Regions from separate parts of the Homo sapiens genome. Here regions 2 and 3 are each linked to region 1. Evidence: read pairs that join two places in POLR2A ChIA-PET (ENCODE). Cell type or tissue: CD4-positive, alpha-beta T cell. All regions are shown on one strand. Each heading gives the region's core, and the rest is flanking DNA. Links, peaks and the distances in the headings are about the cores only.

Evidence for each region. Peaks named below come from ENCODE experiments on the same cell type or tissue, not always from the same donor. Only the 100,000 strongest peaks of a DNase experiment are listed, where the experiment ranks them.
Region 2: POLR2A ChIA-PET joins it to region 1 with 6 read pairs; 1 of 35 experiments calls an interaction of 5 or more read pairs at or near these places.
Region 3: POLR2A ChIA-PET joins it to region 1 with 5 read pairs; 1 of 35 experiments calls an interaction of 5 or more read pairs at or near these places.

Annotation. Positions count from the first base shown.
Region 1 is chr10:103,578,584-103,588,515 of GRCh38, reverse strand. NEURL1 (neuralized E3 ubiquitin protein ligase 1) reads right to left here. Exons shown (of 6, transcript NM_004210.5): 4 at 3,291-3,980. LOC124902496 (a long non-coding RNA gene) reads left to right here and starts at 4,773. Exons shown (of 3, transcript XR_007062277.1): 1 at 4,773-5,804; 2 at 5,932-6,077; 3 at 7,527-8,545. RefSeq lists a silencer at 4,043-4,102. In CD4-positive, alpha-beta T cell, for the core only: no CTCF peak of the experiment used is centred there; a DNase peak (open chromatin) is centred at 3,675; H3K4me3 peaks cover 1,384 bases; H3K27ac peaks cover 836 bases.
Region 2 is chr10:102,815,423-102,825,354 of GRCh38, reverse strand. It overlaps WBP1L (WW domain binding protein 1 like), which reads right to left. Exons shown (of 4, transcript NM_001083913.2): 4 at 9,093-9,932. Among named protein-coding and RNA genes, the nearest start is that of CYP17A1-AS1, 12 kb to the left of the region's middle. RefSeq lists an enhancer at 9,402-9,932. In CD4-positive, alpha-beta T cell, for the core only: no CTCF peak of the experiment used is centred there; a DNase peak (open chromatin) is centred at 6,164; H3K27ac peaks cover 390 bases.
Region 3 is chr10:103,796,142-103,806,073 of GRCh38, reverse strand. It overlaps SH3PXD2A (SH3 and PX domains 2A), which reads left to right. Exons shown (of 15, transcript NM_001394015.1): 2 at 4,712-4,792. Among named protein-coding and RNA genes, the nearest start is that of SH3PXD2A-AS1, 54 kb to the right of the region's middle. RefSeq lists enhancers at 1,458-2,301, 5,302-5,803 and a silencer at 4,993-5,072. In CD4-positive, alpha-beta T cell, for the core only: no CTCF peak of the experiment used is centred there; a DNase peak (open chromatin) is centred at 5,073; H3K27ac peaks cover 246 bases.

The DNA.
Region 1 (9,932 bases), core at 1,657-6,656:
CCAGGGAGCCTCTGACAGCTGTCCTCAAACTCCTTCCTCTGGGCCGCCCTGACTACCCCCAGACCACATTACTCCCTCAAGTACACACACACATGCACTACAGACATACAACTACACAACCACAAAGGCTGGGGTAATATTTGTTCTGTGCCCAGGACTCCAGTTTTGTTTCTCCAGTGAAACCATGAGCTTTCTTTTTTTTTTTTTTTTGAGACGGAGTCTTGCTCTGTCGCCCAGGCTGGAGTGCAGTGGCGCAATCTCAGCTCACTGCAAGCTCCACCTCCCGGGTTCACACCATTCTCCTACCTCAGCCTCCTGAGTAGCTGGGACTACAGGCGCCTGCCACCAGGCCCAGCTAATTTTTTTTGTATTTTTAGTAGAAACGGGGTTTCATCATGTTAACCAGGGTGGTCTCGATCTCCTGACCTTGTGATCCACCCGCCTCAGCCTCCCAAAGTGCTGAGATTACAGGTGTGAGCCGCCGCGCCCAGCCCATGAGCTTTCTTAGAACAGGAAATAGTATTCACCTGTGACTCTCCTACAAATCCTAACATAATGCCCTGCACACACCTAAGTGCCCAATGAGATCTTTTTTATCTGTAGTTATTCTAATTCATTTAGTTGTGTTATTATTTCTAAGAATATTCAATAGATGCCCACAGGGTTTCTCTTACTGTGTTAATATTTTTCCAAGTTAATTATCATCTCCTTCTTTCAGGAATTCACAACTCCTATTTACTTTTCTTGCCTTGTTGCATTGGCCAGAATTTTCAGAACAACATCTGTAAGCCATCTCTATTATATTCCTGACTTTCATGAGAATATTTCTGATGTTTCACCAATAAGTATGGAACTGGCTGTATGTTTTGTGATACACATGAGTGAAGGAAATAACCTTCTATTTTTAGTATACTTAGGCTAGCCACAAAGCCAAGCATTCCTCTATAAGGTTAATAATGACCCTTCATACATTGCCACTGGTTAGTTATTCTTTTGAAGTCAGTCAGGATCTTCAAACACCAATTTGCTGGTTGTGATGCCCAATTTTCCAAACAGATCAGGAGCACTTTGTTGAATGTATATTGAATTCTGGGTGGTTCTTCTTCAACACCCACCTTGGCCTATCCTCCTCTTGGGAGAGAGAAATCTGGATTTTTTTAAGCCTCCCCTTTGCTCCAGTCTAGTAAACCTCTTTGGGCAACAGAAGCCTTACTGGAAAGCTGCTTAGCTATTATTAGATGGTGCTGAGGGAAGAAAGTACCTTACTCTTATGTAATTTCCTTGCCCTGAGGAGTAGTATATCCTGGTCAATGAAATCAGCTTGACTATTTTTTATTTTTTATTTTTTTGCATCCCAGCCTAATTTCTTTTTATTCCATCTTGAATTCTCACCCAAGCCTGATTCATCTTGCCTGCTTGCTTGATTTTTCTCTTTCTCTTTCTTTCTCTCTCTCTCTTTCTTTTCTTGAGATGGAATCTCACTGTTGCCCAAGCTGGAATGCAGTGCCACTATCTCAGGTCACTGCAGCCTCTGCCTCCCAGGTTCAAGTGATTCTCCTGCCTCAACCTCCCGAGTAGCTGGGCTTACAGGCGTGCACCACCACACCCAGCTAAATTTTTTTGTATTTTAGTAGAAATGGGGATTTGCCACATTGGCCAGGCTGGTCTTGAACTGCTGGCCTCAAGCAATACATCTGCCTCGGCCTCTCTAAGTGCTGGGATTACAGATGTGAGCCACCGCACCCAGGCTTTTCATTTCCTTTTTATTTATGTTTCACTCCATCTTCATTTGGTCTCTTTGCAGAGGTGGAAGTCCCCAATGTTTTTTATATGATTTCTCATGCTCTCACAAGCCAACAGCATTACATGCATTAACATATGTGTATTCAGTTACTCACATGTGCCTATACACAGTACGCCAATCTCATAGAGTAACTACCTCATGCTCACTCATCTACACACATTATCTTATCTATCAAGCCTCCTGGGCTGAGGTCTAGGCTAGGGGCTGTGAGGCCCAGGGGTCTCCAAACTTGGGTAAGCATACTTACTAAAGAAAAACAATTCAGATGTCCAGAACCTGTCCAAGGTCTACCGAATTAAAATCTCTGGAGGGGGGGTCCAAGAATCTGCACTTTAATAGGTCCTCCAGGTAAATCTAACGAAACCAGCTCAGTCTCACAGAGCTGGTTCAAAGACCGGCACTTGGAAAGCATGAATACCTGCTCACTCTGGGGTACAAAGGTACCAGGAGACACTTTGTGAAAAGATTTCCGGTCAAATTAGTATGGAAAAACTCTACACCAAAACCACCATCACCGTCTCCTTAATCAAAGTGCATATTAAAGGCTCTGAGAAGTCTTCCAATAAAGAATCTTCCTCCCTTCTTTTCTTAACTCAATGCACATCCCCCCAGTCCTTTCAAACCCTGTGCCCCCGAGAAAAGGCAGGCCCAGAACTCTGCAGCCCCACTTCCCCCAAGGCTGCCTGCTCAGGGATTCCCCCGAGTCCCCCAACCAGACACCACCCTGCACCACCTGACTACTGACATTCCAACCTTTTTTTCTCATTTGGACTCACAAACTTCCTTAAAGGTGAGGACCTTTATTTCCATTTTGGAGAAATGGTAACCGAGACTCAAAAAGTTAACTGCTGGGGGAAACCTTTTTTTTTTTTTTTTTTTGAGACGGAGTCTCACTCTGTCGCCCAGGCTGGAGTGCAGTGGCACGATCTTGGCTCACTGCAAGCTCCGCCTCCTGGGCTCAGCCATTCTCCTGCCTCAGCCTCCCGAGTAGCTGGGACTACAGGCGCCCACCACCATGCCCCGCTAATTGTTTGTATTTTTAGTAGAGACGGGGTTTCACCGTGTTAGCCAGGATGGTCTTGATCTCCTGACCTCATGATTCGCCCGCCTCGGCCTCCCAAAATGCTGAGATTACAGGCGTGAGCCACCGCACCTGGCCTTTTCCTCTCATTTTTGAGTGGTCAGTGGGTTGTGTGCTTCTGGACTGTTTATGTATCTGTGAGACTATGGGTTGATCTGATTCTGGGCATCAAACTCAATAATCCGCGCTTTCCCTCGCCTCACCCCCCAGGTGAGTCTCCCAGGTGACATATAAGGGCCACTGACAAGATGACCAAGTCCCGCCCAGAACTCACCTTAGGTGTCTGTGATTCCTTAGCAACACCATCATGAGCCTGGAGGAAGGGGAGCTCGCCCTTTGTCTCCTACCCGGATCGTCCCCGCCTCCAGGAAAGGCATACGCCCAGGCGCAGCTGCGGGCACTCACCGAGGATGCGGATCTGCGTGATGGTCCCGTGCAGGCCGAAGAGCATCCAAAGCGGCTGCGAGGCGTCCACGCACAGCTGCATGCCGGCGGCCGCGCCATTGTGGCTGAGGTGCAGCTCGCCGTCGGCGTTGACCACCAGGCCCAGGATGTCGCCGCTGTGCAGGGGCCCGGGCACGCGGCACACGGCCCAGAATTCCTTGCGGTCCACCAGGGCCTCAGGGCTGAAAGGCAGGTCGGCCGGCCGCAGCGTGCCGGGGTCGCACGTGGTGACGCCGAACGACAGCGCGCCGGGCCGCGCGCCACCCGAGCGCGTGACCTTGACGAAGATGGTCTCGGCCACGCGCACGGGCCGGCTGGTGAAGACGAGCGCGCGCTCGTCGCGCCCGTGCTCCACGCGCGCCACCGTCTGCTCGTCGAGGATGCGGACGTGCGCGCCGGCGCGCAGGGCGTGGAAACGCAGGTCGCCGTCGAGCTGCGCCGGCAGCGCGCGGCTGTGCTGCGAGTTGAGTGAGTTCTGCGGGATGGGGCAGCCGGCGGCCGGCGCGGCCTCGTCGCCGTCCGCGCCCGGCACGTTGAGGTCGCATAGGCTCACCGAGAGGCGCGCGTCGTCCGCCTCGCGCCGCAGCGACGGCCGCCGCAGGGCGGTGAAGGAGCGCGGCCGCAGACAGTCCGGGAGCACCAGCTCGCTATCTGCGCGGGAGACACGGGGCAGTGTCACGCAGGGCTCTCGGGAGGCGGCCCCGGCGCGCCCCGCTGTCCGGTCCCTACGCGCGCACCGTTACAATCCCGGATGGCTAATGGCGCACACGATGCTTGTGACATAAATTAGCGAACACAGTCAAGAAACGACTCTTGCAGGACATCTGTTTAAGCAGAGGAATAGGTGGGGGGAAGCACCGAAACTGAAACCATGTGGATGCTTCCAAATGCTCACAGGTGCTTGCTATATGCATATGTGTACTTCCTCATTTTCTACAGTAAACTTGTATTCCTCATAATTTAAAATTTTCAAAAATTTAACTCCTGGGCTCCTTCCGTCTTATCCCTAGCAGCTAGAACAGCGCCAAGCATTCTGTTGACAAACAGTAACCGTCTGTCGAGTGCACTGACGAAGGCCTAACATCCTGGAAAGCCAGGGAGCAACCACCCCCCAGCAAACACACAGACACCCTCTTTGCGTACATTGTCTCATCTAACCTTAACAATCACCTTTTGAGGCTACCATTGCCATGTCAGGACACAGGCTGAGAAGTAGATCTATCCAAGATACCCTTTTGAAAGTGGCTTAACAGGGAATCAAACTCATCGTTCTTTTTTAAATCATACAAGTTATACAAAATATAAAACGGTATTTTGTAGAAAATTCAGTTCAGCAAAAAGAAAAAACAATCGCCTATAAGCCCACCACCCAGAGAAAAGCATTTTTAATATTTGGATGTATGATCTTTTGGCCTTTTTAAAGGCTGTATTTTTGGGTTTTTTGTTTGTTTGGCTTTTTTTTTTTTTTTTTTTTTTTTTTTGAGACAGGATCTTGCTCTGTGGCCCAGGCTGGAGTGCAGTGGAGATATCTCAGCTTACAGCAACCTCCGCCTCCCAGGCTCAAGCCATCCTCACCTCAGCCTCCCAAGTAGCTGGGATGCACCACCGCGCCCAGCTAATTTTTGTATTTTTGGGGTAGAGACGGTATTTCGCCATGTTGCCCATCTGGTCTCCAACTCCTAGGCTCAAGCGATCCTCCTGCCTCAGTCTCCCAAAGTGCTACGATTAGAAGTGTGAGCCACCACACCCAGCTGGTTACTTTTTTTAGTGCAAAAATTGAGTCATGCTATATAAACATCACTTGTTTTTTACCTTTTATATGTACTACATCACTTTGAAAATGTGATGACATTGACCCTTTTCCCCAGAAAAATGAACATTCTCACTAAATTCTGTAGATAATTTCTCGGCATTCATGAACTACATGAAGCCATTCATGGGCAAGGACTCCAGGCTAAGAACCCTGGTAGCTTTTTTCAAAATTTTCAAAAATTTAACTCCTGGGCTCCTTCCATCTTATCCCCAGCATCTGAACACCTCTCCGTGCCAATAACTGTTTCCAACACCATATTCTTCTAATGGCTGTGTTATGTTCTGCTTTATGGAGTCCTATAACTTTCAATAAAAGTGATCACCATGTTCCATGAATTACCCCTGCAATTCATCCTTACGGCAGCCCGTGGAAGTGTTCCCGTTTTACAGATAAAGCTCAGCGGCGTTATGACAGCCGCCATGTGGCAGATCCAGGATTGAAAAAAAGGTCTGTCCAACTCCTAATGCCGCATTCTTCACTTCCAGACTCTCCTTGTTTATTGAAGCCTTTCTGCGTGAGTCAATCTCTCCAAATATGCCTGGTGCCACTGTAAGCCGCACCATGGACCGATCCCTTCCTTTGGGCCTTCTCCCTGAACCTCTCCAAGGGAGAATCTGTGCTGTCTCTTCAGGAACTGGGTTAAGGATGGCTGGGGTTCTCAGGTATGACAGCAAAGCTTGGGGGATTGGTCTGGTAGGGACAGCAGAGGCCAAAATTCAGTTCCAACTGAATGTAGACATGGTCACTAAACCTCCCTCTTTTCTTTCACCCTTTCACTGCCCCTTCCAGGAACTGTGTTGTCTGGCCCCCAGAAAGCTCTGGGTGTGGGCCCTTCCCCCCAAGCCTCCTGAAGCTCTGGAGAAGCCTCCTGGGGCCTGGCTGATTGGGGTTTCCTGGAATCGTGTTGGCGAGGAGGAGGGAGCCGGCCAGAAAATGTGATTATTCCAGGGAATTGACTCTGTGACAGTGATGGTGCATAGAGGCTGGGGGGCTGCAGAGAGGCAGAGGCAGAGGCCAGGAGGGCCTGTGCAGGGGGGAGGTAGGAGAGACAAATGGTGCAGAGTGGGGGAAAGCCAGTGGGCTGACCTGGACCCTGGGGAACAGTCCCTGCTCCCTCACCCCTCTGGGATTCCAGGCACTGACCCTTGGGAACTTCAGAGGGTGGGAGACAGAGAGGGGAAGGGGCAGTAACAGCAGGGAGAAGAGGAATCAGGTCGCTCAGAGATGTCCAGCCAGAGCCTCCAGGAACACAGCTGTCACAGGGCCCACACCACCCCCTCAGGACAATCAGTCCAGAGCTCCTGGGGCTGGGCAGACCCTCAGAACAGAGCTCTTAATGGGGCTGGATGCAAGCTATCCTGGTCTCTCTGCCCCTTCAGGAGTCCCCTTCTACTTAAACATGCACACTACCAGGTGCTCACTAACTTCCAGGCAACCTGTTCCATTGTGGAGTTAATCTGTCTTTAAAGAGTATTTCCTTCTTTTAAACCAAAATCTACCTCCCTGTATTTAACCCACTACCTCCTGAGCTGCCTATCAGCCCAGTACTGAAGACAATTCTCAGGGAATACTCAGAGTCCCCACACACCTTCCCACCTCTTAGATAATGAACAAAACCAGACTCAGTACTCTAGATGTGCACCAACCAGCTCAAGGCATAGTGTGGCCATCACCTCCCTTGGTATATATGCTATACTTCTAATAATGCAACCTAAAAGTACATTAGGTTTTTTTCAGTAACCAACATTCATATACTAGTAGGCAGGACAGGAGCACAGTTAAGTGCAATGAATTTGAAGTCATCAGTCTAGGTTCAAATCCTGGCCCTGCCATTTCCTGTATGACAGGGCTATATGACTGGACAAATAGCTGAACTTCTTGGGGCCTCTTCAGCAGTGAAATCAGCATCTACTGATTTACATAAAATCTGTATCTAATACTCCCCTTAGAAGAGACGCTGTGAGGATGAAAAGGAGTAAGGTACACAGGGCACCTAATAGGAGACCTGGCACAGTCATTAGGTTAATATAAGCCGTTGTTATTGGCATGTGAAATGCCACATGATTCAGAAGAAAGTGCATGGGCTTTGGGGTGATCCAGGTCTGGATCAGGCCTAGGTTTAAATGTCTGATCCAGCACTTGGCTGGTGGCTTTTGGGTAAGCAACCTTCCTCCCAGCCTCAAATTTCTCACCTAGAGAATAGGGGTAATAATACCTGCCCTGAGTTGTTGTTGGAAAGATCCGAGGTAAAGTGGGACCACCCCCAGCACCCAGAAGCTACCCGATAACTTCAGATATTAGTATTTGCTTGGCTTGAGCACAGTCTCAACTAAAAGTCAGGTACACCTGTCCTCAGACCATGGGCTTTTTGAACCTTAATGCAGGATTTCACATCAGTCATGATGGGTACCCAGGAAATACTCATTGAATGAAATCACCAAAGACCAAGAAGCAGCAGCTAAAATGTAGAGGTGAGAGGATAAAGAAGAAAGAAAGGAGAAACAGTGGAGGATGTACAAAGAGAAGGGGGTAGGAAGAGGATCCCTTTAGCCTTGCTTGAAATCTTGCTAGAGTTGGGAGGGGAGGGACAAAAGCTGCTGGGAAACAGCTAAAAACGGAACGAATCCCTAGGGCCAGTGCCCAGCCCAAGTCTGTCTTCTCTCCCTCTCCACCCCTCAGGGTCAGGAGCAGCTGCAGGCAGCCAGCAGCTCCAAAATAACCATCCCATCAGTGAGCCCAGCTGTGTCGAAGCCCTGAAATAGATGAAACTCGAGACACAGGAGCTGGTTAGAACACCCTCCGCAGAAGGGACGGCAAAGGTCACAGTTGAGTGAGCTGATACCAAGTTAGAGGTCAGGGCAGTGTTTGGGGCCCCAAGCCATGGGAGAACACCATGGGACCAACCTCGGCCCAAGACTGCACCACTTGATGGGTAAGGCTTAGAAAAACCAGATGGGCAACCTCTCACCCCAAGCAGTGGGGTGGCCCCACATTCGGAAGCAACAAGTTACATAATCGGTGCCGGGACACGTGCCCACCTGCTTTGGAGGTGTTTATGATGGGAACAGAGATGGCACAAGGCCATGAGGAGAAGCCGCTAAGCTGACTACCCTTGCATGTCCCATCATTCAGGAAAGAACCTGTCAGTCTTCAGCTCTTGCCTGTTCTGGTGCCCGGCAGTGGCTCTACCAACACCCTGGGCCAGAGCAAAAATAAGCAGACCCTGCCAGGGCAGGGAGGTCCCGGCCATGTGTTTCCCCTCCTCTAGGTGGTGCTGGGGGCCCTACTCACTGACCTACTGTGTGCCCAGCCCTGGGCAGGGAGTCTGGGAGAGGGAGGAGCCAGGAACTGGGCCCTGGGAGCCAAGAGTCAGTGGAAGGGGCAAGGCTTAAAGGCAGGACATGTTTTTTTTATTATTATTATTTTTTGATACGGGGTCTCGCTCTGTTCCCCAGGCTGGAGTGCAGTGGCACGATCTAGGCTCACTCACTGCATCCTCTGCCTCCCAGGTTCAAGCGATTCTTGTGCCTCAGCCTCCAAAGTGGCTGGGACTACAGGTGCACACCACCACGCCTGGCTAATTTTTGTATTTTTTGTAGAGACAGGGTTTCACTAGGTTTCCCAGGCTGGTTTCGAACTCCTCAGCTCAAGTGATCTGCTGGCCTCAGCCTCCCAAAGTGCTGAGATTACAGGTGTGAGCCACCATGCCTGCCCCGAAGTCAGGAAAATATTTGAATACAATTCAGTTACCAGAGTCTTAGTATCTAGGATTAGACAGGACTTTCGAGGAACTAAGGTACTAGGAAATCCATTTATCCCTGCCAATCTCTCAGCTAGAGGCTAGAATGGCCCTAGGGTCAGGAAGTTTACCATCTCCCAAGGCTACCTATTCCCCACCTTGGAATAACCATGACTTAGAAAAACTCTCCTGGTGGGAATCCATATGTATCCCAGATACCCTCCTTGGGGCTCCCTCTGAGTCTTCTCTCCTTTACAGTAAATAACCCCTTTAGGATCAAGATCCCCAACTAAGGCTGAAGTCCCCTTCCTGTTTCAGAGTGGGCTAGGGAAGGTATTCTGGACGACACAGGAGTTGACCTGAGCTGAAACACAGGAGGGTTTGGGTTGACAGGTGAGAAAACTGTTAGCAAACACCTGGTGAAGAGCAGGAGTGGGAGCGGGAGGAGACAGACTGAGGAGGGCCCCAGGGCTTGCTGTTGCCCAGAAAGCCACCCGGCCCTGCCATACGCTGCCAGCAGTGCAGGGTAACCAAGGCAGGACCTGGGCGTGGGGGACCTCAGGGCAGGCCGGGGCCTCCTTTGAGGCAGAGCTTGCCGTCAGCCTGAGAGTCCCATTTGTTGACGTTCTCACATCCGGAGCACTGGCTAATCTGTAACCACAGGTCAGCCTGCAGCCGCCTGGCTTGCTAGCAGGTATCTGCTGGCCCCTGTTTGGGAGGCGCTGCCAGCCCTTTACTGTCTCCACAAACATCCTCCTGCTGGTCCGCATCTGGCACGGGGCATGGGAGGGAGCCGGGAAGTGCGGGTGCCTGGCTTAGACAGGCAAGGGGGTTCTCCACCCCTCCCAGCACCCACCTCCACCCTCTCCCTTTAAACCCAACCATGGGAAATTTAGGAGAAACAAACATGCTTTCTGGGGCTCACAGAGGGAAGGGCAGAACATCCTAAAATCACTCACAGTCACAGACTTTAAGATTCAGAGAATCTTCAAGCCACGGGATCTCATAGATTTATAGAATCATCTGGTCTAGTGGGTCTCAAACTTTTTTA
Region 2 (9,932 bases), core at 3,297-8,296, 760 kb after region 1:
GAAAATGACTTTATGAACTTTGACTCCTGCCCAAACTGTGCTCTCCCGTCTGGAAGGCCTTTTCACCACTGATCTAAACCCACCTGCCTTGAGGCTCAGACACATTTTTTATGACTCCTGAGTCCACCATGACCATCCCTCTTCAGCACTCAGCTTCTGTTCCTTGGTACTGAACCTAAACTGAACCTTGGCATCTGAGCATCTGCCTGGACTTGAAATGGGTGGGGCCCCCCACAGACACTGTCCACCTCCTGTACCTCTGGAGTTCAAGACTGAGCCTTCTCATGTTCTTTATCCTGCATATCAGCACCTGACAAATAGAAGGGTAGACAAACAAGAGTGATGCAGGACAGGCAAGCCCTAAAATTGGGGCTTAGCCCAGGAGGGTTCATGGCTTCACCCAGAAAGAATTCCAGCAAGCAGCAGTGGTGGTAGCCAGCAAGCCGCAGTGCACAGAGCAGCAGAGGTACTGCTCCTTGTGGAGCAGGGCTACCCAGAGGCAGTGTGCCCAGAAGAGCAACGCAGGGGCAGGGCTGCACTCATATGGACATCTACTTTTAATTATATGCAAATTAAGGGGTGGATTATGCAGAGATTTCCAGGATGAGGGTAGTAACTTCCAGGTCATCAGGTCGTTGCCACGAAAAGGGATGGTAACTCCTAGGTTTTGCCATGGCAATGGTAAACTGACATGGCACACTGGCAGGCATGTCATGGAAAGCTGCTTCTGCCCCCCTACCTGTTTTAGCTAGTCCTTAATTTGGTTCCATGTCCGAGCCCCGCCTCCTACCTCAAGAGGACTGAATCAAATGCTCTAAATCACTTGGTTAATTGGCCCAATGATAGTAAATAAATTCTATCTCCTTATGCAGAAGGAAGCCCAGATCTTTGACAAAACTGGAAGGTCTTTGCCAAGACCCCACAGTTAACCGTCTGAGCCTCAGACTGTCCTTAACCAGTGATGTGATGATAAATAAATGTTTAACAACCAGGTCTGGGAGGGGCGGGGGTGTGCGGAATAGCCTTGATTTGTAATGTTTGCTGATTACTGTGGTGTAGATACTCCCAACGTGACCAATTTTAAACTACCAATGTGATGCCAGTAAACAGGGTTGGAAAGAGACACATAGTAGCATTATATGTTCTTTACCGTTGTTATTATTACATAGTAAATGCCATTATGTAGTATTTCCACCATACTGATAGGTAAATGTAAATAACCTCAAGGGCACAGATAACAGTAACATGTAGTAAAATAACTAGGAAATGATCAGTTTTGAGTATCTATTACCTTTGTTTTTAATATAACTCAATTGTAGGTTTAAGTTTTTTAAATTGGCTGTTTCATATAAACAGCTCATAAAATTCCTGAAAATTTAAAAATCAGTTCTAGTGAGCTATTAAGAGCCAACCCTCCCAGGAGAAATGGGCCACGCTTGTCTTAAAGAAAAGCAGTTCCTGGCTGGGCGAAGTGGCTCATGCCTGTAATCTCAGCACTTTGGGAGGCCGAGGCAGGTGGATCACCTGAGGTCAGGAGTTTGAGACCAGCCTGGCCAACTTGGTGAAACCCCGTCTCTACTAAAAATACAAAAATTAGCGGGGTGTGGTGGCGTGCACCTGTAGTCCCAGCTACTCGGGAGGCTGAGGCAGGAGAATCACTAGAACTAGGTGGAGGTTGCAGTGAGCCGAGATTGTGCCACTGCACTCCAGCCTGTGAGACAGAACAAGACTCCGTCTCAAAACAGACAAACAAAAAACGAAAAGGAGTTCCTGGGCTGGGGACAGTGGCTCACCACACCAGCACTTTGTAATCCCACCACTTTGGGAAGTCAAGGTGGGTGGATCTCTTGAGCTCTGGAGTTCCAGACCAGCTGGGCAACATGGTAAAACCCCATCACTACAAAAAAATACAAAAAATTAGCCAGGTGTAGTGGCACATACCTGTGGTCCCAGCTGGTCCCAGTTACTTGGGAGGCTGAAGTGGGAGGATCACATTGAACCCAGGAGGTCAAGGCTGGCAGTGAGTGCGCCACTGCGCTCCAGCCTGGGTGACATAGCAAGAACTTGTCTCAAAAAAAAAAAAAAGAAAAAAGAGAAAGAAAAGCAGTTCCCCTGAGTCTCCTTGTTGACAGGAGGGAAATCCTTCCCTATTGTGGGAGGGTGAGAGTGAGTGAATGTTCTATCAGCCTCTGGTGGCCACAAAACCTGAGGCAAATGAGGAGCCCTCTCTGCAGTCACACTCGTAGATGTTAGCGCCCTTCTCTGGAGGGTGGGGATCCAGTCACAGAGGCCGTGCAGTGGGGTGGGAAGCGCAACGGATAAATTGGACCCAGACCACCCCGGTGCTCTGCCCCAGCTCCCGTTTCCTGACCCTGGATCTTAGGCCCATCACTAACTTCCTGAGCCTCAATTTCCCCATGGATAATGTGGGGGAACCTAACACCTGCGCTGCCCATCTTCCGAGGCTCTGGTGAGGATGAGAGGCAGAAAAGAGTGTGTGGGCAGGAGAGTCCCACACAGACGGGAATGCAAATGACTCGAAGTCAGGTTGCAGAGACAAATCCTCCCAGTGTTGTCATTTACAGACTGCGTGGCCATGGACACCTTAGGTGGCCTTAAGCCTTGGTTTTCCCATCTGTAATATGGCGGGGGCGGGTGGTAGGGAACTGGGATGTTTGTGTCATAGCGTTACTGTGAGGATGAAATGTGAACCTATGAAATACATTTAGTGCCTTGATAAATATTGGGTTTCTCGTCGTTGTCTATATCCAAACCCACGAAATGAGTCCTTCTCAGGGTTTTATACAAACCTCCCCAAAAGCCACCAGTTTGGTCAGGAGGGGGAGCGGGTGTGTGCAGATGAGTCCCTCCGCAGGATGGAACCCTGGGGAACCCACCCTCCCCGTTCCATCCCTGCAGGGCCCACTACAGCCCCTGGCCTGCCACCTGCCCACTCCGTCCCCGCAGAGCCAGGGCTGATGGACTGCCGGGCAGCGGGTGGAGAACCCAAAGACAAACTCACGGCTCCAGCACAGGTGTTCCGTCACAGTTTCTGTGGGATTGGGTTTCTTGAGCCTTCTTGGTGAAAAAACATGAAATGAAGGGAATCTGAAGCTATGGTGAGGAACAGGCTTATAACAGAGTAAGGAGAGGCCAGGTGTGGTGGCTCATGCCCGTAATCTCAGCACTTTGGGAGGCCGAGGCGGGCGGATCACCTGAGGTCAGGAGTTCAAGACCAGCCTGCCCAACGTGGCGAAACCTCGTCTCTACTAAAAATACAAAAAATTAGCCAGGTGTGTTGGTGGGTGCTTGTTAATCCCAGCTACTTGAGAGGCTGAGACAGGAGAATCACTTGAACCCGGGAGGCGGAGATTGCAGTGAGCCAAGATTGCGCTACTGCACTCCAGCCTGGGCGACAAGAGCAAAACTCCATCTCAAAGGAAGAAAAAAAAGCCAAAAACAAACAAAACAGAGTGAGGAGAAATTTCAGGTCAAACAAAAATCCTCTTCTCCCCTCACAAACACAGAAAGCTGTACTTTCATCACCTTGGAGGAAGAACAAAAACACTCTTTCAAGGAAAAGAGACAAAGAAGATCCAAACTGTAACTCCTGAGAATTTTACAGTGTTTCCAAGGGGTTACACCGTCCCTGGAAGTTGACATTGGTCCGAATACTGGTGGCAAGCAGCATCACCTGTCCCAGGGGTGACGCCATTTTAGCACTGAATTGCTCTTGGAGGTGAAGCCTGGCTGGGTGTGGGGGGGTCTGCCCCCTGGAGCAAGAGGAGATAGGGTAGCTCCTGAGGAAATGGTGTCTGTTTCATCTTTCACCATGTTACTCTTAGCTCAATATATTGTTCTCTAGTTCTCCCTCACCTTTGAAAAGAAATTACAAGGCTCATGCCTGTAATCCCAGCACTTTGGGAGGCCAAGGCAGGTGGATCGCTTGAGCCCAGGAGTTCAAGAGCAGCCTAGGCAACATGGCAAAATCCTGTCTCTACAAAAAATACAGAAATTAGCTGGGCATGACGGTGTGCGCCTGTAGTCTCACCTGCTTGGGGAGGATGAAGTGGGAAGATCACTTGAGCCTGGGAAGTTGAGGCTGCAGTGAGCTGAGATTGTGCCACTGCACTCCAGCCTGGGCCAAAAGAGAAGAGAAGAGAGAGAGGAAGAAGTCACAAGTTCTTCAGGTGGCTTGTGAGTACCTACATTACAGCTCTTCACTGTCCTGCCTTCTGGTTATTACATTGGCCTTGGAGCCATTAGACCTGGCTTCAAATCCTAGCTCTGCCACTTATTAGCTATGTGATCTTATAAAGTTAGTTAAGTCCTCTGGATGCCACAATCCCATTAATAAAGCAGGAATAATTGCAGCCTATATACCTCAGAGACCTGTTTTGAGGCTACATTTTTTTATTTTTTTGAGATGGAGTTTCGCTCTTGTTACCCAGGCTGGAGTACAATGGCGTGATCTCGGCTCACTGCAACCTGAGCCCCCCGGGTTCAAGCGATTCTCCTGCCTCAGCCTCCTGAGTAGCTGGGACTACAGGCATGCACCACCACACCTGGCTAATTTCGTATTTTTAGTAGAGACGGGGTTTCTCTGTGTTGGTCAGGCTGGTCTCGAACTCCCGACCTCAGGTGATCCGCCCACCTCGGCCTCCCAAAGTGCTAGGATTACAGGTGTGAGCCACCGTGCCCGGCCTGAGGCTAATTTTTTTTTTTAAATGTAGCTAAGATGCTCACACAAGACTGGCATTGTGGAAACCGTCAACCAACAAAACAATAAAGACAAATTAAATTAAAATATTTTGCTAGGTGCAGTGGCTCACGCTTGTAATCCCAGCACTTCGGGAGGCTGAGGCAGAAGGATCATTTGAGCTCAGGAGTTTGAGACCAGCCTGGGCAACATAGCAAAACCCCATCTCTACTAAAAATATGAAAATTAGCCAGGCATGGTGGTGTGCGCCTATAATTCCAGCTACTCAGGAGGCTAAGGCAGGAGAATCACTTCAACCCGGGGGGCGGAGGTTGCCGTAAGCCAAGATTGCACCACTGCACTCCAGCCTGGGTGACAGAGCAAGACCCCCTCTCAAAAAATTAAAATAAAATAAAATAAAATAAAATAAAATAAAATAAAATAAAATTAAAATAAATAATATAAAATAAAATAAAACAACCTGCTTCTCTCTCCAGTTTGATCTCTTGCTACTTCCCAGAATGCAGTGATAAATTGCTCGCAGCTTTCTACATGCCATGCAGAGTCTCCCATTCTAGGCCTCCCATGCTTTTTTGTGCTTTTCAGCACCAGGCACATAGTAAGCACTCAATAGTCTGCAGAAAAAACATTTGCCTAGAATTCCCTTGCACCTTTCTTCACCTGATAAACTCAATTTAGAGGTATCTCCTCCAGGAAGCCTGCCTTAATCCCCTAGTTTGGCTAGATTCTCCTCTGTGCACACATGCTTCGTGGTGCTTTCCATGTGGTACTAAAACTGCCGATGTGCCTGCCTTCCTCTCGAGAATACCATTAGCTCTTCTAAAGAGGAGCCAGGGCCAGGCGTGGTGGCTCCACACCTGTAATCCCAGCACTTTGGGAGGCTGAGACAGGCAGATCACTTGAGGTCAGGAGTTTGAGACCAGCCTGGCCAACATGGTGAAACCCCGTCTCTACCCCAAATACAAAAATTAGCCAGGCGTCGTGGTGCACATCTGTAATCCCAGTTACTCAGGAGGCTAAGACAGGAGAATCGCTTGAACCTGGGAGGCGGAGGTTATAGTGAGCCGAGATCGCACCACTGCACTCCAGAGCAAGACTCTGTCTCAAAAAAAGGAAAGGAGCCAGTCCTAAGGCATCTTTGAATTCTCATGCCTTGGCACCTGCTAGGTGCTCAGTAAAGGCTCAGCTCTTCAGTGAGGCCACACTTGCCCCCAGGCCAGAACCCAAATCCTCCCAAGACCCACAACCCTTCCCAGCAGGTTCAGCAAGAAGCTACCAACCAAACCCACTTCTCCCTCCTTTTCCGAGTCAAACCCCGGTTTTCGCCCCTGGCTGAAAACAGGAAACTGAAGAATGTGGAGTTTCTTGAAATTCTTGTTCACCAAAAGTACTCTGTTTTGCAGTTCTGGGCGTTGGTACTGTCGCCATCTGCACTTGGTCACATGGGGCAACAGAGACAAACAACGTCATACTTCATTACAGAAATGAGGAACTCAGTGACCCACCAGCCTGGGGTTCAATGGCATGGTGTCCCCTCTAGACCTGGGCACCCAGGGTACATGCACAGCCTCTGGCAACCAGCCCCTAAGAGTTACACCATTTTGTTTTTGTGCCACTCAGATATTAGCTCAAAGGCAAGAATGATATACTCCCAGTTCTTTCCCGTGGTTTTAGAACAGAACTGTCTCTAGATGCTAGCATGGCCCTACTGGGGTTGCCTGAAGGAACCCAACAGTTTAGAAAGAACAAGTCAGCAACCACTCCACTAGTGTCACCGAGAGGCCAGGAATGTCCTCTGCCAGAGGGTCAAAGACAGGGGTGGCGGCATGTCTGGCTAAAACTGGCCTTCAGAAAAAACAGCGCTGACTGCTGGGCAAGCCAGGGCCTAGGGAGGACAACACTCACTTGCCAGCACCCCCTGGGTGCCAGCCCACCAGTGAGCACTCCACTTATGGAGGCAGGAACCCCTTCCTGGAGGGTTCCTAGGATGTGTACTACCTTGCTTTGCCCATCTGCAGTCTTGCTGGGTAGGGGTGTCCTCCCTGGGCAGAGAAGTAGCAAGCTGTTCTTCAAACAAGGACTTATACCTGGCCAGGCACAGTGGTTCACGCCTGTAATCCCAGGACTTTGGGAGGCTGAGGCAGGTGGATCACTTGAGGCCAGGAGTTCGAGACCAGTCTGGGCAACATGGTGAAACCCCATCCTTACTAAAAATACAAAAATAAGCTGGGCGTCATGGCAGGCACCTGTAATCCCAGCTACTTGGGAGGCTGAGGCAGGAGAATTACTTGAACCCAGGAGGTGGAGGTTGCACTGAGCAAAAATGGCACGACTGCACTCCAGCCTGGGCGACAGAGCGAGACTCCATCTCAAAAAAAAAAAAAAAAAGCACTTACACCTAAGAGGTCAGTCTTAAGCAGATGGTAAAATGAACAAAGGAACTCTCCTTGTATTAGGAAAGAATCATTGGCCCACAATGACAGATTCTGGCACACTGGTGGCTTCCTCACTACCTAAAATCAGCTCCGAGACCTCTTGCTTGGCATTCAAGACCTCAAACTACCTCCCACTATTCCCTGAAAAGCTCCAAATCTGTACCATTCACTTCACCTCAAACTTAACTTATATTGTTAATTAACTATTTCACACAAGTATGTTTTTTTTTTTTTTTTTTTGAGATGGAGTTTCGCTCTTGTTGTCCAGGCTGGAGCGCAATGGTGCGATCTCAGCTCACCACAACCTCCACTTCCCGAGTTAAAGCGATTCTCCTGCCTCAGGCTCCCAAGTAGCTGGGATTACAGTCGCATGCCACCACACCTGGCTAATTTTTTAATATTTTTAGTAGAGACGGGGTTTCTCCATGTTGGTCAGGCTGGTCTCGAACTCCTAACCTCAGGTAATCCACCCGCCTCAGCCTCCCAAAGTGCTGGGATTACAGGCATGAGCCACCATGCTCGGCCATGTTTTGTCTTTCTGACTGTAAGTTCTGGAGGGCAGAGGCCTCATCTTCTATGTCTTTGACATTATCCTGAGCCTCTGACACAGTGCTGGGCAGAAAGTGGGCAACTCGATACATTATACTGTGTGTTAAATTCCAAGGCCAAGCATATACCCCCATGTCTATCATATCAACAAAAAAGATCTCTCAGAGTGCTTGCTTTCTTTTAAATGCCATGTTTTGGCCGGGCACAGTGACTTACACCTGTAATCCCAGCACTTTGGGAAACCAAGCCAGTACGATCACTTGAGCCCAGCCTGGGCAACATAGTTAGACTCTATAGGATCACTTGAGCCCAGCCTGGGCAACACAGTCAGACCCTATCTCTCTCTCTCTATATATATATATATATACATACATATAGTTTTTTTCTTTTTTTTTTTTTTTTTTTTTGATACAGGGTCTCGCTCTGTTGCCCAGGCTGGAGTGCAGTGGTGTGATCTCAGCTCACTACAGCCTCCACTTCCTGGGCTCAAGCCATCCTCCCACCTCAGCCTCCCACATAGCTGGGACCACAGGCACACAGCACCACACCCAGCCAAGTTTTGTATTTTTTGTAGAGATGGTGTTTTGCCATGTTACCCAGACTGGTCTCAAACTCCTGAGCTCAAGTGATCTGCCTAGCTTGGCCTCCCAAAATGCTGGGATTACAGGCGTGAGCCACCTCGCCCAGCCCATCTCTGTTATTTAAAAAATAAAAATAAAAAAATAGCTGGGCACAGTGGCTCATGCCTATAGTCCCAGGCCAGGGTGGCTGGCCTGTTATCCCAGCACTTTGGGAGCTCAAGGCAGGCGGATCACCTGAGGTCAGGAGATTTGAGACCAGCCTGGCCAACATGGTGAAACCTCGTCTCTACTAAAAATACAAAAATGAGCCGGGCGTGGTGGTAGGCACCTGTAATCCCAGCTACTCAGGAGGCTGAGGCAGGAGAATCACTTGAACCTGGGAGGCAGAGGCTGCGTGAGACAAGATCGCGCCACTGCACTCCAGCCTGGGCGGCAGAGTGAGACTGTGTCTCAAAAAAAAGCCATGTTTTAGCAACAGGGTATCTGACAAAACTTGTCTCTGCTTTCTCGGGATCTGATTTTAGCCTGTTTGTGGGACTTTCCAAAGTATTCCAAACATCAGGAACACACCCTGACAGAGAGAGGGGAGGACTCCTCAGAACAGAGTGTGGACCCAGCAGCACTGTCCAGCTGCCCTTGGCCCTGTGGTTTCTCTTTGGCCCAGGGCCCTATCCTCAATGACTGTGTGACAACCTCTCAGTCTCTGTGTGGAGAAAAGTGCTTGTGGTTTAGGATCTTGAGGTGCAATTTCCTGAAGACTGAGGAAGAAGAAGAGGGAACAAAGTGCAGCAAGAAAGAGCAGTAGCATTTTTGGGATCAATTTTTATTTGGGCTTCTCACAGTGGTTAGAGCCACTCTGTCTTCAGAACAATCACAGCACAGGAAATGCGTCACTGAGACTGCCCAGAAAAGTCTGACCAGCTGAATCTTATTGCTTAAAATACACATATTCACAATAACTGACAAAGGGTAACGTGCCTCACACAGGAATGTGTTCGCATTTGCAAATCTTCTGACTGGCTGTAGCACCAAACCCTCCACCGACCCCGTCTCATTCACGTGGAAAGCCAGCCTCAGTCACATCTCCCTGGCCCCCTAACGATTCCTTCAGCTCCCTATTAAATCTCTCTCTGAGCAGGGCAGCATCCTGTAGCGGGGGCCAAACTGTGACCTGGGAACCAAGCCCAGCTCCGCAGGTTGCATTTCCGTCTTCTCGTGCCTTTAGGATAGGACGCTGCAGTGAGTCCCACAGTTAACACTTGCCCAGTTCCCCACTCTAACTGGGGAAAGGAACTTGAGAGGCTCAGAACTCATCCATTTGATCTGTTAACTGAAAAAGGATTCATTTTGGTAAAACTTGTTCGCCTTTGAGACACTTCAGTGAGTTATTTGGGATTCTTAAAAAATAAAAAAAGGTGGAAGGAAAGGCATCTGAGGGGCTGTGACACACTCCGGCTACCTCTGGCCACACGCCAGCTTGCTTGTGCCTGTTGGACTCACCAGAGGCAGGCAGGCCCTGCGGCTCCTCTAGAGCCTGCAAAGCCTCCTCCTGGCAATTCTGGGCAGGGCCGATGTCTGGGCCACAGCTAGTCCAAGCCTGTCATTGAAGACCCAGTCAAGCTTCTGTCTGAAATTCCACCTTCTTCT
Region 3 (9,932 bases), core at 3,187-8,186, 220 kb before region 1:
CAATCCTTTGCCAAACAAGGAAAGAACTGCTTTTTAGGGGGAAGTGTGGCTGTATCCTAGCCGGGTGGCTGTGGCCGGCAAGGGCCACAAGGACAGCTCTCTGTCAGCTCTTCCCTCTGGCTGGCTCTCCAGCGGGGTGTATCTTTAGTATGGTTTTAGGCCAAGGGTTAAACAGAGATGACTTCGTGTGAATTTTCAATTTTTGTTTTTAAAATAGAGACAGAGCCTCACTATGTTGTCCAGGCCAGTCTCAAACTCCTGGGCTCAAGCGATCCTCCTGCCTTGGCTTCCCAAAGTGCTGGGATTACAGGCATGAGCCACTGCGCCCTGCCCTTTTATTTTTAAAATAGAGACAGAGCCTCACTGTGTTGTCCAGGCCAGTCTCAAACTCCCGGGCTCAAGTGGTCCTCTTGCCTTGGCCTCCCAAAGTGCTGGGATTACAGGCATGAGCCACCATGCCCTGCCAGTTTTCAACATTTCTGAAGAGTAGAGGGCAAAGAACTTTTCCGAGGGGGGATGCTCTGGTCATGTGCAGAGTAGTCCTAGGCTAGGCTGGGAAGTGGGACATCTGGGTTCCTGTCCCAGCTCTGCCACCAATGGATGTGAGCACACTCCAGTGATAACCATGTTTTCATCAGTACTGGCAGCCCTGAAGGTTGTGTCCTTTGTATAGAGAAGGAGTCTGAAGGCCTGAGCGGCTGGGCTGGGGTCTTGCAGCCAATAAGGAGGGTGCTGCACCCACATGTGGCTAACTCCAGAGTCTGCTGCTTCCTACCTGGCCATGCCCTTTCCTCGGCAAATCACCACCCTGGCCCCTGGGTTTCTCCTCTGCTAAAGGAGAGGTCTCCCTGTATCCTCCCAGCTGCCAGGGGCTGTGAGCCTGTGATTGATTCTCTCTGGGAGGTGAAGGGAAGCCTAATTGCTAGTGGGATGGAGGATGTGTGTTAAGCCTCAGTTAAGCCCTTCCCCTGGGCTCCGCTTGGTTGGTTCCGGAGAAAGGCTGATGTCTAATGTCCTGCAGGCGAATGCAGCCCTCTCTCCAGGGGCGGATTGGCCTCTTGGGCCCTCCTCACATTTAGCTCCTGGGGTGGAGGTCAGAGAAACAGCACCTGGTGTGGGCTCAGCCTCTGCTCCTGCCCCAGGGCCTGTGGGAAGCAGAGATGCAGGTGGGAGGGGAGATGGAGCTAGGAGTCAGCAGGGGGACCAGGGTAGGTAATAACCCCCAGGAAAATCCCACAGCATTGAGTTTGAGGGGGTCCTCACCGTCAGTCGGTTTTGTAGCATTCCTAACCATTTGCTTCTGTCTGGGCCCCCAGTTCTGTGTCTTCTTGGTCTCAGGCTCTTAGAAGGCGCCTTTGTTCCTGCATGTTCCTCTAAGGTGCACTCCCTCAGCAAGAGCACCGCAGGCTTCTCAGACCACCCACACCTTTATTTAAAAAGATGGTGTCAACCGGTCAGATGAGGTGGTTCATGCCTATAATCCCAGGACTTTGGGAGGCTGAGGCAAGCAGATCACGAGGTGAGAAGATCGAGACCATCCTGGCTAACATGGTGAAACCCTGTCTCTACTAAAACATACAAAAAATTAGCCGGGCGTGGTGGCGGGTGCCTGCAGTCCCAGCTACTTGGGAGGCTGAGGCAGGAGAATGGCGTGAACCCGGGAGGCGGAGGTCACAATGAGCCGAGATCACGCCACTGCACTCCAACCTGGTCGACAGAGACAGACTCCGTCTCAAAAAAAAAAAAAAAAAAAAAAAAAGATGATGTCAACCAAAAATAAAATTTGAAGGCCCCCTGCAACCATCTGAATGTACTCCCTCCTCAGCCCGGGCACCCTAACATTGAACCTGAAAGACTGGTTCAGGCCATGACAGGAAGTGGGGATCAGACATGATTCATTATACTCCTGCAGCATCAATATCAATGCAGACCTAAGATCTGATAAGAAACATTTACAATCTGTTCTCTCTGAAGCCTGCTGCCTGGAGGCTTCATTTGCATGATAAAACCTTGATCTCCACAAACCCTTATCTTAATCCAGACACTCCTTTCTAATGGTAGTAACTCTTTCAACCAATTGCCAATCAGAGTATGTTTAAATCCACCTATGACCTGGAAGCCCCTCGTCCCCGACTTAGAGTTGTCTCACCCTTCCAGATGGAACCAATGTAAATCTTATATGTATTGATTGATGTATTGTATTTCCCTAAAATGTATAACGCAGGCTGTACCCCATCCACCTTGGGCACATGTCATCAGGACCTCCCGAAGCTGTGTCGCAGGTGTGTCCTTCACCTTGGCAAAATACACTTTCTAAACTGATTGAGACTTGTTTCAGATACTTTTTGGTAGACAATGTCATTCAGTCCTGATCAAAGTAGTTCAGTTTAGATAAATTTATGTACAGGGAGATAGTCCAGTTCAGTTAAGAGCATAGGTATTAGAACTCAGCTAGACCTGGGTTCAAATCTTTTGCTCTGTAATTTATTAGCTGTGTAACTTCAGGCAAGTTACTTAGCTTCTCTGAGCCTCACCTTCTTCTTGTACAATATGGGAATAACAGTGGTAGCTACCTTATTGGGCTGAAGATTAAATGAGCTAATGCATATACATGCTTTATGCTGTACTGGTAACTAGTTACATTTAGTTGCTTAAACATTAGGTAACATTAAGTTATCAAAATGGTTTTACAATGTATCATGTGATACCTATTTACATATGATGTAAAGCAAAGCATACCCCCATTTATTATAATAATAGCCAATAGTCTATTTTGAGCTGATGAAGATAGGGGTGGCCTTTTACCTTATGTTCTGTATCAGGGCCACATGTCATAAATGCCCCATCTCTGGGTGGCAGCACTCAGACCTGTTTGCTTTGGCTTTATGGCCCTCTCCTTGGTTGCGTTTCAGAAAAAACTCGCCATGGCATGAGTCTGCCTCTGTGTCATAGAGATAGGAAGGGAGAAGAGACTGGATTCAGCTCATTTTCCTGTGTATCACCGGAGCAGCCAAGCACAAAGCCTCACCACGCCTGTGGCAAACCCTGTTCCAGGCACCTGGGAGGTGGGCCAGTCTGATGGCAAGGTGTCTAAATGCCACTTCTCTTTGCTAACGTTCCTCCTCATCTTGGCCCAGATCCCTGGCCTCACTGGCTATTTTATTCTTAGGGTAGAGTCCCCCCAGCCCCACCCCTACAGACCTACAGGACACAGTGACTAGGCAGAGACCCCGGAATCTGAATTTTTATGAAGCCTGCCCCCGGCCCCAGGTGATCCTAAAGGGCACCCTGGCCTGGGAACCACCATTGAGGACCTACAGCCATTGCCTCTCTCCTGAGGGAGGAAAGGGGGCAGAGGTCTTACCTGTGTCTTATCAGTGCCCTCCCTTAACTGTCCTCCTGGAGACACCCCTGCAGGTGTCCTTCCCAGGGAGAAGTTCAACAGAAAAGCCCTGAGGCTGTGGGAGGGCACCCATTCCTCTAACTCAGGCCTTTCCCAGGAAGGACAGAAATAGTGGGAAGAGCAGGCCAGATTGTGTGGACTGGGGGCTTTCTCTCCTTCTCCAAGGATTCCTAAGTCAATTCAGCCTTCCAGAGTGGCATGAGCTCTGGCAGAGCCTGATGGAGACTTGGGAACCGGGGTGACAGCCTGGCCCTGAAATGCCTTCATTGTGAGGCTCCCAAAGAGAAAAGTTTTTCCAGTCTCCCACGTGCTAACGCCTCTTCTTCAAATCCGTTTCTCATCCAGAAGACCAGTGTGTTTGTTCAACATAGCAAAGTGTTTTCTGAGCACCTGCTCTGTGCCAGGCACTGAGCAAAGACAGGGATGCTGAGATGAATCACACATCTCTGAGCACTTCTGGTCTCCTGAAAGGCATTTCAGAGTGAGTTCTGAGGATCCACAGTAGCAAAACAAGCTGGGGTTTGTTAAAAGTGTAAACATCCGAGCCCTCAAAACCCAGGTCTGCAGAATTTCAGAGAGCGGGGTCCACCTGCAATTTCGGAGGGCCTCTTATAGAGTCTCATTCACTCTAAAGTTTGTGAACCAGTGGAAATTAGCTATCTAAAAAGGCCAGGCGTGGTGGCTCATGCCTGTAATCCCAGCACTTTGGAAGGCCAAGGCAGGTGGATCATCTGAGGTCAGGAGTTCGAGACCAGCCTGGCCAACATGGCGAAACCCCGTCTCTACTAAAAATACCAAAATTAGCCAGGCATGGTGGCAGGCACCTGTATTCCCAGCTACTCGGGAGGCTGAGCCAGGAGAATTGCTTGAACCAGGGAGGCAGAGGTTGCGGTAAACCGAGATCACACCACTGCACTCTAGCCTGGACAACAGAATGAGACTCTGTCTCAAAAACAAACAAACAAAAATGTAGTGACCTCAATTTTATGTTTATTGTATGAAATATATACAAATAAAAAGAAGGAAATTAAAACCACTCATTCTGATCCTACTTTCCTAAGATAATCATTGTTGGCATTTGATGAAATATCCCTCTAGGGGTATGTGTGTGTGTGTGTGTGTGTGTGTATTTAGACATATATTGTAGCATCTACATGGTAGCTGATACTGTGCTAGCCCCTAGGGACAGATGAGATGAGTAAAAGAGTGGTCCTGCCATATGGAACACCTGCAGTCATGTTACATGATGCCTGGCACAGACAGCTTGAAATCCAGCCTTGCTCACCTGCTCTTACCTTTTTCCCACAGGTATACATAATCAATGTGACCTGGTCTGACTCCACCTCCCAGACTATCTACCGGAGGTACAGCAAGTTCTTTGACCTGCAGGTGAGTTTGTCAGAGCTCGGACAGTGGCCCAAGTCTCTCTGGTGGGCTGGCCTCTCTCATACCCTCGCTTATCCAGGGAGCCCCCAAGAGAGCTGTCAGGGTCAGAGTCCAGGTGGGAGCAGAGGGACAGAGGAGGGAAGCTGGAAGGTGGAGCTGGGCTCGTCTCAATCTTGCATACTGCAGGCAGACACTCAGGACTTTGTTGGCCTCCTCTGATGGTCTTAACAGTAACGCTTTGTCACCCTCCCTTGCCTGCAGGGTAGGAAACTGTGGTGAAGAGGCGGGAGGATGGTGGGAGGTGCTGTGTGCCTGACCAGACGTGTGTCTATAAACATCCAGGGTGAGACAGAAGCCACTGCATCATTGCAGGCAAAGAAAAGCAAACACTCAGGGAAGACCGAAACAGAAAATAAGCAATTTTTTCAACTACAGGCACAAACTAGGCATACATACCACGGTGTCTGTCTGACCGAATGAGGCACTTGCCACCCAGTTTGTACATGTACGTGGTAGGTGTGTGTCTCTAAGACACAAAGGCATGTTCACAAGGGAATGGTAGTATGGGTCCCACAGCTACCCCTGCAGACACCCCCCTTGATGCCAGCTAAGTTAGTCAGGCCTCTTTGGGTTGCAAGTGATAGTTTTACAATTGCACTGGCTTAGACACAAAGGAGATGTGATTGGAAGGAGGGACCAGGGAAGCTTGTGCAGCCGACCACATGGTGAGAAGGGCAGTGAGGCAGAGGCTTCAGGAATGCCTGAAACCAGGATCTGCTCTCCCTCTGTCTTGTCTCTGCTTCCCTCTGGCACTGCCCTCAGCTTCTGTTACCTCACACCCTGAGGAATATGGCTGTCAGCAGCTCTAGAATTTTATATCTTTTGGCTCCCAACAGAGGGGAAATTGACTCCCAGTTCCAAGTTGAAAAATCCCAGGGACGATTTTGATTGGTCTGGCTTGGGTCAGATGCCCTCTCTGGACCAATCAGTATGGCTGGGAGTTGAGGGTCTTTTAGCACAGACATGGCCACTAGGGAGCCCACCTCTGCGGATCACAGGCAAGTACTAGAGAAGGGAGAATCAGTGTGAGTTGAGCAGCAGCCCTTTCAGGTAGAGCCAAGATGTTCTAGATTCCTCTCGGGGTTGTGAGCCTGGTTTAGGCCAATAAAAACACAAAGAGACACTCACTTCTACCCTCACAGCCAGGGTCCACTCCTTTCTTGGCAGGCCTTTGGTTGTCAGTCATCTTGGAGAGGTCATCTTGGGTACCGTGTGCTTGCCCCCAATACCTAATTCTATCTCATTGTCCTCATTGCCCTACCTATGAGACAAGCCAAGGGTGACCTAGCTTCCTGTATTACAAATCCTTTCTTAATCCAACAATGTGGGATTGAATATCCCATTGAATATGGGATTGAAAGCCACTCCCTACTCTCCAGCCTTCTTCCTCTTCCCTCCTCAATTCATGTCCAGTCTCCTTAATTCCAGTGTAATCTGGTGGGGTTTGCTGATACCCCATCAATGGGTGCAGTGTGCTGGACAGGAAGTGATAACTCAGTTGGGGAGAGGGAACCCTGAAAGGACTCATTGATGAGCTGGAGGGGGCCTGAAAGCCAGTGGAAACTTCCAAATCAGAACTTTTCTTCCCCCTCTTCCCTTATGGTCCCCCACCCACTCCTGCATTGCAGAATCTCAGGAGAAAGGAATGCTGCTCCCCCACCACCACCTCCCTTGCCTGGAGGGCTCATTCCCTGTGTGTGGAAAGGGGATACGCAAGCAGGGAGCAGCTAGTGCAGTGTGCTGGCCCTAGCTTGGCAATGGCCATGAGCTTGGCCAGGCTTGTCCACGTGGGTCATTGCTGACCTGTAGATGCAGTTTGGGAAGGGGTTGGAATCGTTCTTTGGAAATTAACTTATGAGCCAAGCATAGCATCTTTACGAACCCATTTTACCTGCCATGATGAGTTTTAGTGGCGTTCATTTTGAAAAGCCTTGCTTATTTATCAGGTCGCTGATTTTGGTATGGCGGATCCTATAGAGGAAGAACAAAGGGAGTTGCTAACTCCATCTCTGGTCATTGGTGCACCTCAGAACTCATGTCCCTGAGAGATTGTGTAAGAGAGCAGCTTAGAGTTTAGGCACTGGGGGCACATTCCCTGGGACCGGTTACTGGCTGTCACCACGTAACTCCGGACAGGCTCCTTCACTTCTCTAGGCTTGCTTTTCTCATCTGTAGTGTGAAGGTTCAAATTGCCTGCCCGGTAGGGTTGTTAGGAGGAATGAATGAGTGAATCCACGTTTCTCCCAACACTTAGTTGCCTAGTGAGTTGCCTGGTGTTAGCAGGTTGCAGGGATGTTGGGCTGCATGGCTGGGGGGCGTCTAGGGGCTGGAGACCCACTCACTGATGTTGCTTTGTGGCTTCCCTCACTTGGCGTCACTCTGTGGTGAGCTCCCTGTGCCCAGTCCCTGCCGGCGTATTCAGAGCCAGGTAGGCCTCAGGCTCCTCTCTGAAGCTGTCCTCTGGGGCAGGGTGGGAGCCCGCTGGGAGCTGGGGTGTGGCCCAGGGGCAGCTCTCAGAAATGTTTTGCTCCTTTCCTTTTTGGCTGACTCTGAGAGTCCCAGGCTCACCAGGCCCACCTCCAAGGAGCTGCTCCCCGGGTTTCACCAACTCGTGGTTCTAAGCCTCCTGGGGGCCACAGACCCCTCTGTGAATCTGATGGAAGCCCTCTCCCCAGGAAAAGAGTGGATACATACAATTTTACTTGCAGTGGCAAGTGTTCACAGACCCCCTGTGGACCCCCAGTGAAGAACTAGCGAGGTGCGATGGTGTGCCTGTAGTTCCAGCTATTCAGGAGGCTGAGGTGGGACGATCACTTGAGCCTAGCAGGTCGTGGCTGCAGTGAGCTATGATTGCACCACTGCACTCCAGCCTGGGTGACAGAGTGAGACCCTGTCTCAAAAAAACAAAAAGAACTGCTGAGCTAAACCAGTTTAGGTCGTGAAGCATACATTCACACCCGGTACTACTTGGGCAGCACTTGGGGGTCTATTCAGATAACAACAGGAGGCCTGGACACCCCTTTGACCCCTTTGATAGACCCTTGGTTCCCCCCTGTACAAGTTGGTTCCCTGCACCCCAGCGTGGGTCTCCCCGTACTTCCCCTCCCTTATGTCTCCCTCTTCAGATGTTTTCCTTTGTTCCCGAAGGCCAGGCACCCACGAGGCGGCCTCGGGTTCCCACCTGTGTCACACAGCCCGGGAACCACGTGCAAAGCGATCCCAAGCGGTCGCTGACCCTCTCTGGTCATGAGTTGAGGGCCATACAGATCCAGTTTCATTCGGAACAGCACATGGACCCTCTGTTTCTCCCTCTGGGAGCACACAGGGAGATGGACACTTGCACCCTGCCCTTCACACTCTGCAGCCATGAGGCCAGGAAGCACTTGAAGGGTGCTCTGTCATCTGAACAGAAACCCCACACTCTTTGGTTTTTCCATTTCTCTCCACAGTAGCTTCCACATCAGCACAGCCCTTCCCCACCCCCTCACCCCCACACTCCCCACCCCCTCCCAGATTCTAAGATCTGAAGCAGAACATTTCTCTGGTTATTATCTTCAAAGCTCCTGCCTGGACCTAACTGCCCTGCATGTGAAGCCCTGCATGTAGATCCTTGGAAATGAACAGTCTCAGGCACACACCAGCCCTGAGAACAGCAAGCAGGAGGGAGCCAAGAGCCTGAGGCTTGTCCTTGGAGAAGGTTCCTTGTCCCTTTGGGGTGACTCATGGCATTAAGGACAGGGTACTTAGAACTCTGATGGTGCATTGAGGAGCTGTTCACCGGAAATGGGGAAAGTCAGAGGGTTGGGAGAGATGGAGAGAACCTCCCCCCGCCACCGATCACCTGGTAACTGCTCATTCCACGCTTTCTGAAGCCTTAGGACCGTGCAGAGCAGAGCCATTTATCTCAGCGTCCCCTTCCCATCCCACCACCCACCTTCTTCTCTCACAGCTTACCTGCTACCTGTGAGGTCTTGGATTAGGGTTGCCAGATAAATATGAGATGTCCAATTAAATTTACATTTCAGATAAACAGCAAATGCTTTTTTAAGAATAAGTGTGGGCACTGGGCGTGGTGGTTCATGCCTGTAATCCCAGCACCTTGAGAGGCCAAGATGGGAGGATTGCTGGAGTTCAGTAGTTCAAGACCAGCCTGGGCAATGCGGCAAGATCCCGTCTCTACAAAAAATAAAAAAAATTAGCCGAGTGTGGTGGCATGTGCCTGTAGTTCCAGCTACTCAGGAGGCTGAGGCGGGATAATTGCTTGAGGCCGGGGAGGTCCAGGCTGCAGTGAGCTGTGATTGCGCCACTGCACTCCAGCCTGGGCAACAGAGTAACACCCTATCTCAAAAAAAAAAAAAAAAAAAAGATGTTCCAAACATTTCATGGCATATACTTACACTAAAAAACGTTATTTGTCGTTTATCTGAAATTCAAATTTAATTATGCATCCTGTATTTTCACTTGTTAAATCTGGGAGCCCCAGCCTGGCTGAGTGTGAGAGGCGAGGGTGGAAGTAGAAAGATGAGAGTCCAGGCTGGCTCCGGGTAAGAGTGGATGGGCCTGTGCTGAGGCCCCCCAGGCAGCAGCTTTTGTACAGAGCAGAAGTGGCGCAGGCTGAGGAACACACTTTTGAGAAGGACAAGGTCTCTTCCTGCCAGGAGTCTACATCTCGTGAGGAAGGCAAACTTGGAAACAGTTAAGTCCACTGTAGATGAACTAAATACTAGATTGAGGTACAAGCAACATGCTATGAGATGAAGAGGAAGGAAAGAGCATTCTTGGGAGAGGGAACAAAGAAGATGCCCATATGGTCTCTCTCTCTCTCTTTTTTTTTTTTTTTACTTTTATTTATTTAGTTTTTAGAGACAGGGTCTCGCTGTGTCGCCCAGGCTGGAGTGCAGTGGTGTGATCATGGCTCACTGAAGCCTCAGCCTCCCAGGTTCAAGAGATCTTCCAGCCTGAGCCTCCCAAGTAGCTGGGATCACAGATGCATGCCACTATGACTAGCTAATTTTTTTTTTTATTTTTTGTAGAGACAGGGTCCCACTGTGTTGCCCAGGCTGGTCTCAAACTCCTGGGCTCA